Regions from separate parts of the Mus musculus genome. Here regions 1 and 3 are each linked to region 2. Evidence: chromatin loops called from intact Hi-C (ENCODE). Cell type or tissue: gastrocnemius. All regions are shown on one strand.

Region 1 (2,500 bases), 120 kb after region 2:
GACAGCCGCTGAGGTCCGGCGACACACGTCAAGTCTGGTCCGTGCCGGACCCTCCTCTGACTTCCGTGCTGGCTCGTCCGCGCACGCGCCTTAAGACGCTGCCGTTTCCGCGCAGGCGCATTGTCCGCACTCCGCCCCGGGCGCAGGCGCAGTGCGAGCGGCTCGACTCTGGCACAGGCGCAATGCAGCGCTCGGCTCCGGCGCAGGCGTTTGGGTGTTGCTCCCGCCCCGCTTCCTCCGCTGCCTTCTCCACCGGGCTCGGGTGGGGCCCGGAGGCGGCGAGTAACAGCCACTGCGGGCCGCGGGAGCAAGACGAGTGGCAGCCATGTCGGACAGCGGGGCGAGCCGCCTGCGGAGGCAGCTGGAGTCGGGGGGCTTCGAGGCGCGGCTGTACGTGAAGCAACTGTCGCAGCAGTCGGACGGCGACCGCGACCTGCAGGAGCACCGGCAGCGGGTGCAGGCGCTGGCAGAGGAGACGGCACAGAACCTGAAGCGCAACGTCTACCAGAACTACCGGCAGTTCATCGAGACGGCGCGGGAGATCTCCTACCTGGAGAGCGAAATGTACCAGCTGAGCCACCTGCTGACTGAGCAGAAGAGCAGCCTGGAGAGCATCCCGCTGGCACTGCTGCCCGCCGCCGCCGCGGGCGCCTCTGCGGGTGAGGACACGGCCGGCGCGGGGCCGCGGGAGCGCGGGGCGGTCCAGGCGGGCTTCCTGCCCGGGCCGGCGGGCGTCCCTCGAGAGGGTTCCGGGACGGGCGAGGAGGGCAAGCAGCGAACGCTCACCACGCTGCTGGAGAAGGTGGAGGGCTGCAGGGACCTGTTGGAGACGCCAGGTCAGTACCTGGTGTACAACGGGGACCTGGTGGAATACGATGCGGACCACATGGCCCAGCTGCAGCGCGTGCACGGCTTCCTCATGAACGACTGTCTGCTGGTGGCCACCTGGCTGCCACAACGGCGAGGCATGTACCGCTACAACGCACTCTACCCGCTGGACCGCCTGGCGGTGGTCAACGTCAAAGACAATCCGCCCATGAAAGACATGTTCAAGCTTCTCATGTTCCCCGAGAGCCGAATCTTCCAGGCGGAAAATGCCAAGATCAAGCGCGAGTGGCTGGAAGTGCTGGAGGAAACCAAGAGGGCCCTCAGCGACAAGAGGAGGCGGGAGCAGGAGGAGGCAGCAGCCCCGCGTGCGCCACCACCGGTCACTTCCAAGGGCAGCAACCCGTTTGAGGACGAGGATGATGAAGAACTGGCCACCCCTGAGGCGGAGGAGGAAAAGGTTGACCTTTCCATGGAGTGGATCCAAGAGCTGCCGGAAGACTTGGATGTTTGTATTGCACAGAGGGACTTTGAGGGTGCCGTGGACTTGCTGGACAAATTAAATCACTACCTGGAAGATAAGCCCAGCCCACCTCCTGTGAAAGAGCTGAGGGCCAAAGTGGACGAACGAGTGCGACAGCTCACCGAGGTGCTTGTGTTTGAGCTCTCCCCGGATCGCTCTCTGAGAGGCGGCCCCAAGGCTACTCGGAGAGCCGTGTCTCAGCTGATCCGGCTGGGCCAGTGCACGAAGGCTTGCGAGCTGTTTCTGAGGAACAGGGCCGCAGCCGTGCACACTGCCATCCGCCAGCTCAGGATTGAGGGCGCCACGCTGCTCTACATTCACAAGCTGTGCCACGTCTTCTTTACCAGCCTCCTAGAGACCGCGAGAGAGTTTGAGACGGACTTTGCAGGCACTGACAGTGGCTGCTACTCTGCCTTTGTGGTCTGGGCAAGGTCGGCCATGGGCATGTTCGTGGATGCTTTCAGCAAGCAGGTTTTTGACAGCAAGGAGAGCCTGTCCACCGCTGCTGAGTGTGTGAAGGTGGCCAAGGAGCACTGCCAGCAGCTGGGAGAGATTGGGCTGGACCTCACCTTCATCATCCACGCCCTGCTGGTGAAGGACATCCAGGGCGCCCTGCACAGTTACAAGGAGATTATCATTGAAGCCACCAAGCACCGAAACTCGGAGGAGATGTGGCGCCGCATGAACCTGATGACTCCTGAGGCCCTGGGCAAGCTCAAGGAGGAGATGAAAAGTTGCGGGGTCAGTAACTTTGAGCAGTACACGGGAGATGACTGCTGGGTGAACTTGAGCTACACGGTGGTAGCCTTCACCAAGCAGACTATGGGCTTCCTGGAGGAGGCATTGAAACTGTACTTCCCTGAGCTCCACATGGTGCTCCTGGAGAGCCTGGTAGAAATCATCCTGGTGGCTGTGCAGCATGTGGACTACAGCCTGCGCTGTGAGCAGGACCCCGAGAAGAAGGCCTTCATCAGGCAGAACGCATCCTTTCTCTATGAAACTGTCCTCCCGGTGGTGGAGAGGAGGTTTGAGGAAGGTGTGGGGAAGCCCGCCAAGCAGCTGCAGGACCTCCGGAACGCATCCCGGCTCCTGCGGGTGAATCCCGAGAGCACGACTTCTGTGGTCTGAGGCTCTGCTCTGTGTCTTTGTGTG
Region 2 (2,500 bases):
AGGGGGGGGAGTGGCGCACGTCTTTAATCCCAACACTTGGGAGGCAGAGGCAGGTGGATTTCTGAGTTCGAGGTCAGCCTGGTCTACAGAGTGAGTTCTAGGACAGCCAGGGCTACACAGAGAAACCTTGTCTCGAAAAAAAAAACAAAAACAAAAAAGAAAAAAACACAAAAACAAAAACAAAACTGTCCACACATTAGCTGGGACCCTTCTCTTTACAAGGTGCAACCTAATTCTTTCTTCCTAAATATGAAGCAGTTTTTACTTTGCGTTACTTTTAGCAAATGCAAAGTGGCAAACATCTATATCCCAAAGCCCTTGACTATGGTGGCCTATATTAACATTAGTAAACAGTAAAAAGTCCCACATAAAAAGCATTAAATGTTAAATAATATGGAAATATCTGCCACATTCTTACCAACTGTTCTGTATGTAACATCATCTTCACACTTACCATTTACTAGCACATATATTTATATTTAGAGTGTGTTAGATTGGTTACTAGACTGGCAAGACTTATTTTGAGGTAGCACTCTGCATAGAACAGGAACTATTAGTGAATCTCGTACATACATGTACACTGGTATTCTTGTTCTATTAACTTGGTCAAGTTATCCTGATATCGGAATGTTTAGAATACAGATTTTTTTTTTTTCTGGGCAGACCTAGCACCAACACGAAACATTCAGGAAAACTAAGCCTTACATCGGCATGGACTAAAGGCTCCCTAACCGACCCCACACCCGAACACTACGGCGACACGATTGTTACGGTTATGGTTCTAATTCTCCTAATGGAAACTTACATTTGAAGGCCAGCATCACCGGCGAAGACAAACTGGCATCCTTCCCCTCTCTCCTTTGGTTATGTGGGAAGGTGTCATGCTTCCTCTTCCTGAACCCTCCTGGTCCTTAGGCAGAAAAGAAGAGATGGATGGAGCCCTTGCGATGCCGCGCTAGCACAGCCCAGGCTATCCCCTTCGTCCCCCGGTACCCACAGGGCTCGACCTCTCCAGCCACACACAGGTCCCCAAACTCGTGCACTGGTGCAGGGGTCGCACAAAACGCGGCTTGAGACCCCAGGCACCCGGCTGCGCTCTGGGTCGGTCCGCAGGGTCCCCTGGGGGCGTGCGATGGATGGCACGGTGACAGCCGAGCACAGGGGCCAGGCCCTGCCAGCCCCTCCCCTCCACGCGCCGGCCCCGCACCTTCTTTGCCGTTCATGGCCGCGGGGCCTCGGCTTGCACGCGCAGGGATCGCAGCCGCCGGGCCAGCTCAGCGAAAGGCCGTCGCGGGACGCCGCGCTGAGCCCGTGGGTGACAGCGCACACCACCCTGGTCGCAGTAGGCGGCCGCCGGAAGCGGATCCTTCACGCAGCCTCAGCCGGGAGCTGCGTCCGCCGCGGAGTCCCCTCGGCCGCACACACTTCCGGCCCGTGTCCCACACCGCCTGGGCGGGCATGCGGGCGGGCGCGCTCCTGCAGCAGCGCACGTTTCCGGCCGGGCTCCCGGCGCGCTCCCTGTGCTGCACATACTTCCGGTCTGTGTCCCGGCTTCTCCCACGTCCAAGTGCCTACCCGGCGCTCTCTCTCAGTCGCGCATGCTTCCGGTGTGCCAGGTTGTGGTGCAAGCCGTTGAGTGCCTACCTGAGCTGTGTAGTCCTGTCGCGGGCAGCGGCCTCCTGTCCCCTCGCCTCTCTGAGCAGCCTCCTGCGTCCATGCATGCCCTTGGCATGTGCTGGGTGCGTGGCACCTGGAAGTGTCGCAAGGTCTTCGAAGAGAAGCAGCTTTGGAATAGATGGAAAGTTTGGTCACATTGTCAAGCCCTAAGGCTGTTGTTTGAGCACATGCTACCTCACCTAGCTAGTACCATTCCTTTGAGGCTTCCAGCAGCCCATTAGAGACCATGCTCAATTAAGATTACTTATTGAACAAAGCCCAACATCTTGAGTCAAGTTCAGCCATGTGCATGTTACAGACATTTTAGTCACACAGTCTGTTCTTGTTAACTTAGGAACAGACACACTTATGGAAATGATATACGTAGAATTAGCCAGTGAAGTCAAGGCCACAACAGCATCACAGGAGGGTCTCCCAGCTCAAAAATCAGGCCATAAGCTGTCACCATTGAATCAGCAAAAAGCTAGATGGTTTGGGCAGAGTCCTGCATGAAAAGGCTGTGGGGGAACAACAATGGATGAATGTTGGACACATAACCATCTTGAATTTCTGTGACTTCTGAGCCCACATTCACCAGTTGTCTTAGCGTTTGTATTCCTGCACAAAACATGACCAATAAGTTGGGGAGGAAAGGGTTTATTCAGCTTATACTTCCACATCGTTATTCATGCCAAAGGAAATCAGGACAGGGACTCACACAGGAAGGAACTTGGAGGCAGGAGCTGATGTAGAGGCCATGGAGGGGTGTTTCTTACTGGCTTGCTTCCTCTGACTTGCTAAGCCTGCTTTCTTATAGAACCCAGGACCACTAGCCCAGGGATGG
Region 3 (2,500 bases), 150 kb after region 2:
CTACACAGAGAAACCCTGTCTCAAAAAACCAAAAAGAAAAAAAAAAAAAAGAAAGAAAGAAAAGGAAAGGAAAGGAAAGGAAAGGAAAGGAAAGAAAAGAAAATGGTGTTAACTACTGGCATAGCATGGAAATACCCTTTGAAAGGCACTTTTGTCAAGAGTGGTGGTGTAGACTATAATCCTAGCTCTCTGGAGGTGAGGGCATGAGGAATGCAAGATCCAGAAAGCCTGGGGCTTCACAGCTAGTGCCAAAGCCAGAGAACAAACCAAGAAAATCTTGTTTCAAAAATAATTAATTAAGATTTTTTTTAACTCTCCCCCGAGGATGGAGAGATGGCACAAGGGTTAAGGGTCATTCCTTCAGCAACCACATTGGGGCAGCTCACAATCTGTAACTCAATTCCCAGAGCTGGCCTCTGATGCACCAGACACCTCGTGGTGCACATACACACATGCAGGTACACTCATACACATAAAAATAAGCAAATTCTCACCCCACCCCACCCGTAATTGTGCAAACCCACGGAGTGAAAGCACACGAAGTCTCCACCTTGATAATTGCTCGTGAATATTGTAAGTGACCAACACTCTGTTGGAAACCAAACGGGGCAAACCACCAGTTAAAACTAGAAGAGGAAGGAAGTGGGGGGCGGAAGGGGGTAGTGTAGAAGGTAAGTTGGACAGAAAACAGTGGCAATGGGTATCCTACTCAGAAACTTGTGCAAACATAACGAATAGAAGACAGTAATTTCCTGAGGTTCCAAGTAAGAGTTAAAAAAAAAAACTCTACGCGCATATTGTAGCCGAATATTTTTCTCTCTCAGGAATACTTAAGGTAGAGGGCTGGGGAGAAGGCGGGAGGTGGAGACCCAAAAGTCTTCTCGGGCTAGGTCAGGACTAAGATTACTACTCAACAGGCAGAACTCTAATGCTCCCCTCATGTTGTGTGCGGGGGCTCCCGGCCTGACGGGGAGAAGGGACAGAGGGACCGCCATCGATACAAACTTGTAAAAGCAGACGCGTTAACCGAGGCGCAGACACATGGTTGCCGTGGATACCAAGCCACGTACCCAACTGGGTTAGGACCCGCTCTTTAAGACAAGCAAGGGTCGTGGGCTGGGGACATAGGGATCGGGGAGGGACTGTCCTTCCCGCGACGTTGCCCTGGGCCTTGGTCCTCCCAGGCGCCTACCGCATAGAGGAGCACACTGCTAGGGCTGGCCGAGCCGACCGAGAATCGGGAGCTGGAGGAGCTAGGAACGTCCATGGCGCGGCTGCCGTCCCTGGCGGGGCCTGGGCTGGTCTGCTACACGGCTGTAGTGCAGCCGCTGGGGGCGGTTCTTTCGCACGGGGCGGCTCCCGTCTGCCCAGGACAGTGGCACTCCGTACGGCCACTGCACGGGACCCCGGGCACCGCCATCTTAACCAGGCCCGAGGCCGCGCAGGGACCGTGACGCACGCGCAGAAGCCGCGCCGGAAGCGGAAGTGGTGGGCACTGGGCGGGATCTGGGGGGGTCTCCGTGCTGATTCCCATGGCGGCGGAGCACGATTCGGACTCCGTTGAGCCTCCTGGTTCGGAGGCACTCCTGGACGCCGTTCTGCGGACCCTCTACGACCTGGGTGAGCGTAGCTCCTGGGAGGAGGCGGCCAAAGACAGTGAAACGCATCCCGAGGCGGCGGGACCACGGCCCACGTGGTCTCCTGGAGCCATGTCCGCAAGCGCTACCCTCTCCGGGACCTTCTCCCCCACTTGTTGGCCGACCTTTTGCTCTCCTTCTCACTGTGCAGGAAAATAAAATCAGAGATGGTTACTAAAGGCAGGCCACTCGCAGAAGGACAGGCACTGGCAGGCAGAAGAGCTCACGTTGATTGCCTGACTTTTAGAACCAGACACGTAACAAACGCTGTATTGTTTTTATTTTGGAGCGGTTGCTCAAAATTCCAAGCTCACTTACACGATTAAAAAGCAAAAGCAAGCTGAGAACTTGGAAGAACGTACCAGGTGTACATGTACATGCATTTTTGTGTGTTTCCCTCATTAACTGTCAGAGCAACCCATATATGTACACACATCTTCATAAAGGTCCTCCTTAAGAGCTCGAGTCTCAAGGTCTAGGGCCTGATGTCACATTCTGCGCTGTGTTAGGTTCTTTGTGTCCACCGACAACACTTGGCCTCCGACTTTCACAAGTTTGTTTGTTTGGGTTTTTTTTTTTTTTTTCTTTTTGGTTTTTCAAGACAGGGTTTCTCTGTGTAGCCCTGGCTGTCCTGGAACTCACTCTGTAGACCAGGCTGGCCTCGAACTCAGAAATCCGCCTGCCTCTGTCTCCCAAGTGCTGGGATTAAAGTCGTGCGCCGCCGCCACCACCACCACCTGGCTGACTTTCACAAGTTTTAAGACTAATTTTTAAAATCCTAGATACAGTTGATATTCACACATGCAGGAATTCATTACGGTAGTTACTTCCCAGCTACCTGGACTTTACCTATTCATTTTTAT

What was found. Peaks named below come from ENCODE experiments on the same cell type or tissue, not always from the same donor. Only the 100,000 strongest peaks of a DNase experiment are listed, where the experiment ranks them.
Region 1: a loop joins it to region 2, with 3 times the contacts of the local background. A loop is called at or near these places in 13 of 42 quality-filtered maps.
Region 3: it touches region 2 in a loop (8-fold over the local background); 3 of 42 quality-filtered maps call a loop at or near these places.

What each region holds. Positions count from the first base shown.
Region 1 is chr8:124,895,452-124,897,951 of GRCm38, reverse strand. It overlaps Exoc8 (exocyst complex component 8), which reads left to right and starts at 247. Exons shown (of 1, transcript NM_198103.2): 1 at 247-2,500. The coding sequence starts at 326. The coding sequence ends at 2,476. It overlaps Sprtn (SprT-like N-terminal domain), which reads right to left and starts at 58. Exons shown (of 5, transcript NM_001111141.2): 1 at 1-58. In gastrocnemius, CTCF peaks have their summits at 983 and 1,190; DNase peaks (open chromatin) are centred at 151 and 1,084; H3K4me3 peaks cover 2,152 bases; H3K27ac peaks cover 1,924 bases.
Region 2 is chr8:125,011,920-125,014,419 of GRCm38, reverse strand. Tsnax (translin-associated factor X) reads right to left here and starts at 1,379. Exons shown (of 6, transcript NM_016909.3): 1 at 1,208-1,379; 2 at 806-910. The coding sequence starts at 1,223. In gastrocnemius, a CTCF peak has its summit at 1,439; a DNase peak (open chromatin) is centred at 1,465; H3K4me3 peaks cover 1,780 bases; H3K27ac peaks cover 1,491 bases.
Region 3 is chr8:124,862,005-124,864,504 of GRCm38, reverse strand. 2810004N23Rik (RIKEN cDNA 2810004N23 gene) reads left to right here and starts at 1,476. Exons shown (of 7, transcript NM_025615.2): 1 at 1,476-1,620. The coding sequence starts at 1,533. Gnpat (glyceronephosphate O-acyltransferase) reads right to left here and starts at 1,472. Exons shown (of 16, transcript NM_010322.3): 1 at 1,193-1,472. The coding sequence starts at 1,267. In gastrocnemius, a CTCF peak has its summit at 1,346; a DNase peak (open chromatin) is centred at 1,450; H3K4me3 peaks cover 2,304 bases; H3K27ac peaks cover 2,209 bases.